Regions from separate parts of the Homo sapiens genome. Here region 2 is linked to region 1. A link is a loop called in an ENCODE intact Hi-C map of the cell type or tissue named here. Cell type or tissue: gastrocnemius medialis. All regions are shown on one strand.

Region 1 (5,000 bases):
CTGTAAGTTCAGCTTGGTCAAGGGGAAGGAAGGGAATAAGCAGAAGCTGTGGGTTGGGCACCTGTCCTTTTGCCTACTCAGTGCCGCTCTTCTTGTGGACATAAAGACACCCATGTAACCCCTCATGGCTACAAGCTGGGAAAACTCTAAAATGATTGCTCTTTCAAAATTTTTTAACTGACAAATAAAAATTGTATATATTTATGGTGTCCCACATGATATTTGATATACGTCCACATTGTGGAATGGCAAAATCAATCTAATTAACATATACATTACCTCACATTTCTTTTTGTGTGTGGTGAGAACACTTAAAATCCACTCTCTTAGCAATTTTCTAGTATACAATACATTGTTACTAACTACAGTCTCCATGGATCTCTTGAACTTCTTCCTCCTGTGACATGAGCCACCATGCCTGGCCTCCTCTTTCCCTTTGTGTCTCTTGTTTTTTCTTTTTTTGAGACACGGTCTCACCCTGTTGCCCAGGCTGGAGTGCAGTGGTGCAATCTCAGCTCACTGCAACCTCCACCTCCTGGGTTCAAGCGATTCTCCTGCCTCAGCCTCCCAAGTAGCTGGGATTAGGGGTGAGCCACCGTGCCCAGGCTCCCTTTTGTGTCCCTTTTACTCTTCCTTGACCCACTGCCCCCAACCCTGTCCCTCCCTCTGTATACTCTTAGAAAATGACATCTGATCACCCAAGCCGGATGTCCTGCACCCTCAGCATTGCTGCCAAGAGAGATCTTCCAAAAATGCAGATCTTCTCAAGTCATTCTCCTGCTTAAAATTTCTGCATTCCCTGGATCTTTGGGGAGAAAGATAGCTTGGTATTCCAGGCACTTCGTTTTCCCTTTTTTTTTTTTTTTTTTTTTTTGAGACAGAGTCTTGCTCTGTCTCCCAGGCTGGAGTGCAGTGGTGCTATCTTGGCTCACTGCAACCTCTGCCTCCCGGATTCAAGTGATTCTCCTGCCTCAGCCTCCCGAGTAGCTGGGATTACAGGCGCCCACCACCACACCTGGCTAATTTTTGTATTTTTAGTAGAGACAGAGTTTTGCCGTGTTGGCCAGGCTGGTCTTGAAACTCCTGACCTCAAGGTAATCCTCCTGCCTTGGCCTCCCAAAGTGCTGGGATTACAGATGTGAGCCACTGTCCCTGGCCCCAGGCCCTTCATTTTCTGACACTGCCACATTCTCCTTCCTTCCAGCCTCCCACACTGCTCTCAGGGCCCATGGAGTTTCATGCCCTCTTAACTTCCATATTTTATGCCCTATGTATGATTCCCCTGCTCCCCTTCTTCATCTCACCAACTTTTATTCATCTAGAGTCTTACCTTCTGGGAAGCCTTCTCTATTCTTTTCCTTAGTCTGATTAGGCATCCCTTCTCTGTGTCCCTAGCAGACCTGTTCATACTTTGTGGCATTTGCCAGATTACATTGCAGTAACAATTCCAGACTGCAAATTCCAGTCTGCTTCTCCATCTTTAGTTCCTCTCAACATGTTATTTGTGAACTCTTTGTTTCAGAATCACCTGAGGAGTTTAAACACAAGCTCCTGGGACATACCCCAGACCCACCAACTCCGAGTCTTTGCAGGGCAGAGCCTAGGAGTCTGCATTTTAAAACTTTCTCAGCCAGGGGCGATGGCTCATGCCTGCAATCCCAGCACTTTGGGAGGCCTATACGGGCAGATTGCTTGAGTCCGGGGGTTCAACACCAGTATGTGTAACATGACGAAACCCTGTCTCTACGAAACAAAAACAAAACAAAAATTAGCCAGGCATAGTGGCTCCCGCCTGTGGTCCCAACTACCTGGGAGGCTGAGGCAGGAGGATTACCTGAGCCCACGAGGTCAAGGCTGCAGTGAACCGAGATTGCACCACTGCACTCCAGCCTGAGCAACTGAGCAAGGTCAAGTTTGAGAGCCACCACACTAGACAGGAAGTGGTCATATTTTCTTAGACCTTTAGCATCTACCATAAGCACACAGAGAATGGACTCTGAATGAAAGAGTCTAGAGCTTGAAAGGGAACTGAAATTTAAAAATAAAAAAGTGTGAAATGATGGCTGGGCACGGTGGCTCACGCTTGTAATTTCAGCACTTTGGGAGGCTGAAGCGGGCAGACCACGAGGTCAGGAGACCGAGACCACCCTGGCTAACACGGTGAAACCCCGTCTCTACTATAAATACAAAAAATTAGCTGGGCGTGGTGGCACACGCCTGTAGTCCCAGATACTCAGGAACCTGAGGCAGGAGACTCGCTTGAACCCGGGAGGCGGTGGTTGCAGGGAGCCGAGATCATGCCACTGCACTCCAGCCTTGGCGACAGAGCGAGACTCCATCACACACACACACACACAAAAAGGTGAAATGAGCAGCATAACGTTGGAATGACAGGTGACTATTTCCTGCCAAGATTCCAGTTGCCATCAGGTGGCGCTGTGTCAACAACAAATGCTTTTACCTGAAGCGAGGAGGAAGTTTGGTTGATTTACTCGAATTCAAGCCTCAAATACTACATAACTGAATTTATTTTTTCTTACTCCGTTTGTTTGCAATTGTCCCACTTGTATGAATACATTGATTTTTTTTTCTCACCTGGCCCAGAACAAAGCTGAGTAAATTGATTTCTTAAGGCATGAAGCCTTAGACAAGAAAAGCCGTGGAAGGAGGCTGGTGGCAGCAGACAGCTGGGCAGGTCATGAAGGTCAGGGGAAGGAAATTAGCAATTACCCTTATTTCCATCTTCAGTGAGGAAAACCTGCTCCCCACCAGCACTGCCTGTTGTGAAATTACCCAAGCATTCAAATGAATATGTCATTTCGCGAGGGTGGAGCCATCCTGTAATTTCTGTCATCCAGTTCCCTTTACGGGTTGTTAAATGTCTACGTGAGTAACCCTTGAATGTCGTTGCTCTCACAAACCAAAGTCTGGAAGCCCGAGTCTTTCTTCTGGGTTGAGTACTTTATTCTTCTGAGGTGTGGGAACTGAGGCACAGCAAAGGCCTGAGGCCCCACGGGCAACTCTTTCTCCCCCTCCTCCCTCCCCTCCGCGCAGGGCATCCCCGTGCACAGAACTGATAGAGCTGGCCTGGCTACTGGCAGACTATCAGGCCAGGCCAGAGCTGGAGGCTGAGCTGGTTTCCTCCGGGCAGGACAGAGCTTTCAGGCAGCGACCTCCTAGGAGGAAGGCGGGGGGAGGGTTTGCAGCCTTCCCTACTCTGGGCAGACAGAGGAATGTGGTGGACAGGAAAAAGGGGGAGGAGGCAGGACCTCTACTCTCAGCATAGACCCAGTCTCACTGAAGAGGCACTCTTTAAAGGCATCACAGAGTTTAAGAATAGTGCATGGTAGAAATAACTCTTAATTTCTGAATGACCAAGTATAAATGAAATGGAAGTGCTTAAAAGTAATAAGAGAAAAGCTATATAGTTCCTCTTTTCCTTCCTTGAAAAATCAGGTGCAAAAGTCATCAGGTGCAGGGTCGAGCAAGATAGGCAGCTATGAGTGGGGTGGAGGTGAGCTGTGGTGGCCGGAACCTGACCAGGATCAGAAAGCATACATTCAGGGGCAAGTCCAGGCCAGAGTGTCAGAACCCAATTGTGGTGAGGGGTGTCCCGGCAGAGAGGCAGTCTGCCACAGGGTGTTGGAGTCCCAGTGGGGAGAGAAAGGTATCTCCAAGGACATGTATGTAAATGTACAATATTAAGGATAATGGGAGCAAAGTTTCTCGCTGTTGGAGAAGACAGTTAACAAATCATTCCTGTAATCCCACCACATTAAGAGGCTGAGGCAGAAGGATTGTTTGAGGCCAGGAGTTTGAGACCAGCCTGGTCAACATAGCGAGATCCCGTCTCCACAGAAATTAAGAAAACATTAGCCAGGTGTGGTGGCATGCACCTGTATGCCATCTCAAGGAAAGAGGCTGAGGTGTGAGAATCACTTGAGCCCAGGAGATTGAGGCTGTACTACAGCCTGGGCAACTGAGCAAGACCCCATCTCAAAAAAATAAATTATGGACAGAAAACTAGAATGAAAACTGTGTTAGGTTGGAATGAGAAGTATTGGTATGAAGTCATGGTTTTCAATAAACAAACTAATAAGATCCATATTTTATTACGTATGTAGAGAAATATAAGGGTAAATGCATGTATGATTTTGTGTATGTGTGTACACACATCCTTATATTCCCTACTTCTGTGCCCTGAGAGGGCCTGAGATCAATGATGCCCAATACTGGTTTCTATTTATTTTATTTTTAAAAAATAGAGATGGAGTCAGGCTGGGCATGGTGGCTCATGCCTGTAATCCCAGCACTTTGGGAGGCCAAGGTGGGCAGATCACGAGGTCAGGAGTTCGAGACCAGCCTGGCCAACATGGTGAAACCCCGTCTCTACTAAAAATACAAAAAATTAGCTGGGAGTGCTGGCACGTGCTTGTAATCCCAGCTAATCGGGAGGCTGAAGCAGGAGAATAACTTGATCCCAGGAGGTGGAAGTTGCAGTGAGTGGAGATCATGCCATTGCACTCCAGCCTGGGTGACAGAGCAAGAACCTGTCTCAAAAAACAGAGATGGAGACTTGTTATGTTGGCCAAGTTGGTCTTGAACTCCTGGCCTCAAGCAGTCCTCCCATCTCAGCCTCCCAAAGTGGTGGGATTACAGACATAAGCCACTGTGCCTGGTCCCAAGTCTGGTTTCTCTTTCTGTTTTTTTTTTTTTTTTTTTTTTTTTTTGAGACGGAGTCTCACTTTGTCGCCAGGCTGGAGTACAGTGGCACAATGTCGGCACACTGCAAGCTCCGCCTCCTGGGTTCAAGCGATTCTCCTGCCTTAGCCTCCTGAGTAGCTGGGACTACAGAAGCGCACCACCATGCCCAGCTAATTTTTGTAATTTTAGTAGAGACGGGGTTTTACCATGTTGGCCAGATGGTCTCGATCTCTTCACCTCGTGATCCGCCCTCCTCGGCCTTCCAAAGTGCTGGGATTACAGGCATGAGCCACTGT
Region 2 (5,000 bases), 92 kb after region 1:
ATTTTTTGTATTTTTAGTAGAGACGGGGTTTCACCATGTTAGCCAGGATGGTCTCGATCTCCTGACCTCGTGGTCCACCCGCCTTGGCCTCCCAAAGTGCTGGGATTGCAGGCCTGAGCCACCAAGTCCGGCCAATGTGAAACTCTTTTAGAAAGGCCCAAGAGATTTTTTTTCAGTAGAATAAAATACTGTTGGATAATCACTGGTATATGAAGATTCTATTTCTGTTAAATTTGTTGAGTTTTAGGTGGCTTACAGTTAGTGACAGTAGTTGCACCCTCCATTCAACAAGCTTAATTTTACAGTTTAGGGAGGGAGGATTTATACTTTTGGATTAACAGCAAGAAAAATAGCAAAAATTAAGATGCATCTTAATTAGCACTTTCAGAAATTATTTGTGGAATGAGACTGCAGTTACCAGAGCTCTCTGCATTCTGCCAGTGCACAAGTCTTGGAGTCCAGCCTATCTGGACTTAAGGCTCTACCACGCGCTACCAGGAGACCGTGGAAATGGTATTTAGCATCTTGGAGCCTTGGTGTCATTTGTAGATAAGGTGCGTGGTCCTGAAGTCCTGGACTTGTGGAGATGGAACGAAGCTTAGATTAAGTCAGATGCTTAGTGCTCCTGGCAACGTGCCTGAGGAGCTGTCAGTGCTGGGTGCTGTGGTTCCTGCCTGGACACCCCTTCACCCTGCTGCAGTCCAGTCCCTTGGTCAGGTCACTTTTTTTTTTTTTTAACTGCTCCTTGAGGAGCAGGACTACCCCAGAGGCAGTGTGGCTAGAGTAGCCCGGTCAGGTCACTTTGAACCCCAGGAGGCCTAGTAAACTTGCTTTGGGTGATTTTAGGGTTTAAGTCATCTGTAAGTGGTCTGCCCAGCTACCTATAAATCTATATCCATTAATTTTAAATTATGGATTAAAAAATTTTAATTTCTAGTTATTATTTTTATGACTGACTTCCCCTAGTCACATTACTGAGCAAACTACACACATCTTATTGATCCTAAGAATTCTGTAAGGTAGATGTTTATTTAAACAACACCGTGTTTACTGTGTGCAAGATGTTGTTTTAAGCACTCAGACATAATAACTTATCTGGTTTTCATCATAACTTCATAAGGGCAAAAAAGGCAAGTACTATCATGTGCACCGTCTTACAGGTGATGGGATTGAGGCACAGCGAGGTCAAGTTACGTGCCCAGGGTCACACAGACAGTAAGTGGGGTTCAGACCTGGACAGTCTCCTCCAGTCACTGCTTCCCTTACCCACTGTGCTCTTTTTTTTTTTTTTTTTGAGACGGAGTCTCCTCTGTCGCCCAGGCTGAGTGCAGTGGCGCGATCTCAGCTCACTGCAAGCTCTACCTCCCAGGTTCGTGCCATTCTCCTGCCTCAGCCTCCTGAGTAGCTGGGACTACAGGCGCCCGCCACCATGCCCGGCTAATTTTTTGTATTTTTAGTAGAGACGGGGTTTCATCGTGTTAGCCAGGATGATCTCGATCTCCTGACCTGGTGATCCACATGCTTCGGCCTCCCAAAGTGCTGGGATTACAGACGTGAGCCACCGTGCCCGGCCAACCCATTGTGCTCTTATGTAAGAGCTGGGATTCCATCCATATCGCTGGACTCCAAGCACCTTGCCTGAGGCAGGATGCCATGCTACATCTTTTCAGCAAAGTCCTCGTTTCAAATTCTGCTGTAAAATGATCTCTTTCTATCTTTAGTTGGAAATCTAAAATAAACCGTGACTTTTTTTTTTCTAACTTTAGTTAATGACCTTTTTCCATGACTGTGGAAGTGCTGAGGAGCTAGAGGACACTGTCCTTGTTAAACACCAACTGAGTGGGGCTTCCTAGCCCACTCAGCCTAAAGCTCAGCCCTCTGAAGAACCAATGAGGAAACCAGTGGGGAAACTGGGAACTGCCGGCCAAGCCTGCCTCTACTTGGGGTCAGTGGCCTCACTGCATTCCATGAGCTTGCACAGTACCACTATGTCTTAGTTTTGTGAAGCGTTTAAATTCTGTAAAGCCCTGTCACCTGATGTTTGAGCCCTAGAACATAATTGGTGTATGGTAAAAGCAAGTGATAGCCTTCCTTCTCAGATAAAAAAGAGGTCACTGACCTGCTTATGGTGAGATCCTGTCTGAACTGGGCCTGGGACCCCATCTCCTGACAGTGCAGCTAGCCTAGTTCTCTGTTTCCTGCTGCCTCAGTAACTGAATGTAGTAATTTCATTTGGAGCAGAGGTCAGCTTGTCTTTGGAAAAGCCTCTATTCAGCAGAAAAAGCATCAGCAGTATATTTAAAAGCTGCCATGTAATGACTATAGGGACTCCATTGAGCAGATCCTTTTCTTATCTCCAGATCTTTTCCCTCAACTTCCAGAGCATGTCCTTACACCTGAGATGTAGGTACCCCCAGCTCTGTCCCATATCCAGTGGCATAGTAACCAGGTGGCTTAGTGGAGGAGGACGCAGGACCCTCTGTTGTGGTTTGTGCCTGTGGGGGCTGCCAGAGAGAGGGCTCACCCCATGATTGCCTTCACCCCAATCTCTCACATGCTTCAAAAGAGGGGTCTGGTGGGAGGGGCTGTGTTTAAGGGTGGGATCTGGCAGCCTGTCAAATCCTGGTCAGTTGGGATTCAACGGACCCATGACCACAAGCCTCATGGCCTTTCCTGTTGACCAGCAGTGGCAGTGGGAACAACTCACCTTTTGAAAATACATAGGAAGGCCGGGTGCGGTGGCTCACACCTGTAATCCCAGCACTTTGGGAGGCCGAGGCGGGTAGATCACGAGGTCAGGAGTTCAAGACCAGCCTGGCCAACATGTGAAACCCCGTCTCTACTAAAAATACAAAATTAGCCGGGCGTGGTGGCACATGTCTCTAATCCCAGCTACTCGGGAGGCTGAGGCAGGAGAATCACTTGAACCTGGGAGGCAGAGGTTGCAGTTAGCTGAGATCGCACCATTGCACCCCAGCCTGGGTGACAGAGCAAGACTCCGTCTCAAAAAAAAAAAAAAAAAAAAATAGGAAAAGTTATCTCTGTGCTCCAGAATTCTCTGAAACCTGCTTGTCAGATGGACTAGAGGCTTTCGTAGAAAAGTCAGTTGCTTTTTGTTTTCTGAAAATCATTTTGTCCCGGGGAAAAAAAAAGCCTCACTGCAGATAATCATTCTCTATGTTAGGTGTTAAAATCCTTTACACAGGAGTTGCATAGAGCCCCTACTGCCTAGAATGGTTCTTCTGAAAAGCTGCTATTTGCGCTGTGTGGGTGGTTACTCATTGAGGGGCAGAGCTGCTCTCGGTGAGCGGTGGGTCTCTTTGCCCTGGGTGTGTGGCTGTGTGGTTGTGTCTAGGAAGTGTGAATCTCCAGTGTAGTGCTGTGGAAGAGAGGGGCAGGGAAATATGAACTCAAGAGGCGGTGCCTCAGTGCAGCTGCTGCTGTGGAGAGCTGTTGGGCTGTGGAGCAGGACGTGGATCAGCACTGGACAAGACTTTGTTCAAGTGCATGTAGATACAGGACGAGCTTACTCTTCATTTGCTTTTCGTTTTCTTAAGGAGGCTGTTTGCTGGGATTTAATATTGTCTGTGGTTTTTTTTCAGGTTGTGAGCATTTTTGCTCTTCAATATCCCAGCTGCCAGAGACATAGGGAGAATGGGGCTAGAGGTGGGGGAAAGATTCTGAAATGTACCTTAATCTAGTCTCTTACACAGTCTTCCTTGGACAGGCTGAGGAGTTGGCAGAACATTATGTAAAAAGTGGAACTAACTTTGCTTTTTCTAACTGTTCCAAAGGCTACAAATACCCCAAACTTGCAAATACACAGGCCTGCACACTTGAGCCTGTGTTCCTCCCATCCTTCTCCAAGAGATCAGAAGCAAGCTGAGGGCCCGTAGAAATTCTGCCAGCTGGGGAGGGTGTCTGGTTTTTCAAGCACAGTTGAGTGATTCAGAGTGAAGTAGGCTGGGTGACATCCTGGGAGCAGAGCATGCCCCAGGCCTGTGTTAGTTTGAGGCAGCAGCAAAGGAGAGACCAATCTGTTTTCTCCTTCAGATGCAGAGTGGGTGAGATGGCTGGCTTTTTCCAGGTTGCCGCCAGCTGGAAGCTTTGCCCACAGATGTGGACTGTTTATCTGTGGTTTGCTGTGTTTTCTTTTTTCCCTAGGACAGGATGGGGGAGATGGTGGGATGGATAGAAAGCAACAACGACAACAGAAATTTAATTGGTTAGTAAGACAGGAAAGCCAGCAGGGAAAGCTGACTTCCCTTAATTGCCAAGAATGTTGAAAATTGTTTCTCAAAATTACCCCAACTCCTAAATTCTATCCAGTGCCTCTTTACTGAGAACCTTTACAGTGCCTTGTTTGAATAACGGGTTCAGTGATGGAGAAGAGCCTCTTTACTGAGGCTAAATTCTATTCAGTGCCTCTTTACTGAGAACCTTATACAGTACCTTGTTTGAATAACGGGTTCAGTGTTGGAGAAAAGCATTGCTGTTGAGGTACTTAAATAATTTAATGATGGGGAAGGGGACAGTGATACATAAGCATTTAATTAGACACCATGAGCAGAGAATGCTATGGAAACCTGGAGGGGTGGGAAAGATCGTTTGGGGTAGGGTTTATGGGCTAGGAAAGACTTCATAGAAAAGTTGACAAATGGGATGTTATTTTAAAGGTCGAGATGAAGTTGCACATTCCTAGGTGGAAGGAAAGCAAGGAATTGGGGGATTTTTCTATGAGCATCCAGCACTGACCAGAACTCCTGCCCTCTAGGGTTGTTAATGTTTCATCTCTTAGCCCCTGATGCGCTGGTCACTTCAGCCACAGGGTCAGGAATTGTTCAGGCCCCCTTTTCTCCATGTAGCTGTTTCCTTCCTTTAACTAGATCAGTGCTCTTAGCACAGAGGGATGGGGATGGGAGGGAAATTCATCAAGGCAGGCTTTATATGTAGTTTGGTATACACCGAGTAGGGGTGAGAACCAGGATCAGTTGTTTTAT

What was found. Peaks named below come from ENCODE experiments on the same cell type or tissue, not always from the same donor. Only the 100,000 strongest peaks of a DNase experiment are listed, where the experiment ranks them.
Region 2: a loop joins it to region 1, with 2.9 times the contacts of the local background. A loop is called at or near these places in 7 of 110 quality-filtered maps.

What each region holds. Positions count from the first base shown.
Region 1 is chr9:4,760,295-4,765,294 of GRCh38, forward strand. No RefSeq gene overlaps it. Among named protein-coding and RNA genes, the nearest start is that of AK3, 22 kb to the left of the region's middle. RefSeq lists an enhancer at 2,635-3,573. In gastrocnemius medialis, CTCF peaks have their summits at 2,431 (motif pointing right) and 2,631; DNase peaks (open chromatin) are centred at 63, 2,427, 2,797 and 3,160; H3K4me3 peaks cover 725 bases; H3K27ac peaks cover 568 bases.
Region 2 is chr9:4,852,048-4,857,047 of GRCh38, forward strand. All of the region lies in intron 8 of RCL1 (RNA terminal phosphate cyclase like 1), which reads left to right. LOC124902113 (a long non-coding RNA gene) reads left to right here. Exons shown (of 2, transcript XR_007061402.1): 1 at 1-1,215; 2 at 1,767-5,000. Among named protein-coding and RNA genes, the nearest start is that of MIR101-2, 4.3 kb to the left of the region's middle. In gastrocnemius medialis, a CTCF peak has its summit at 1,899; DNase peaks (open chromatin) are centred at 1,595 and 3,906; H3K27ac peaks cover 5,000 bases.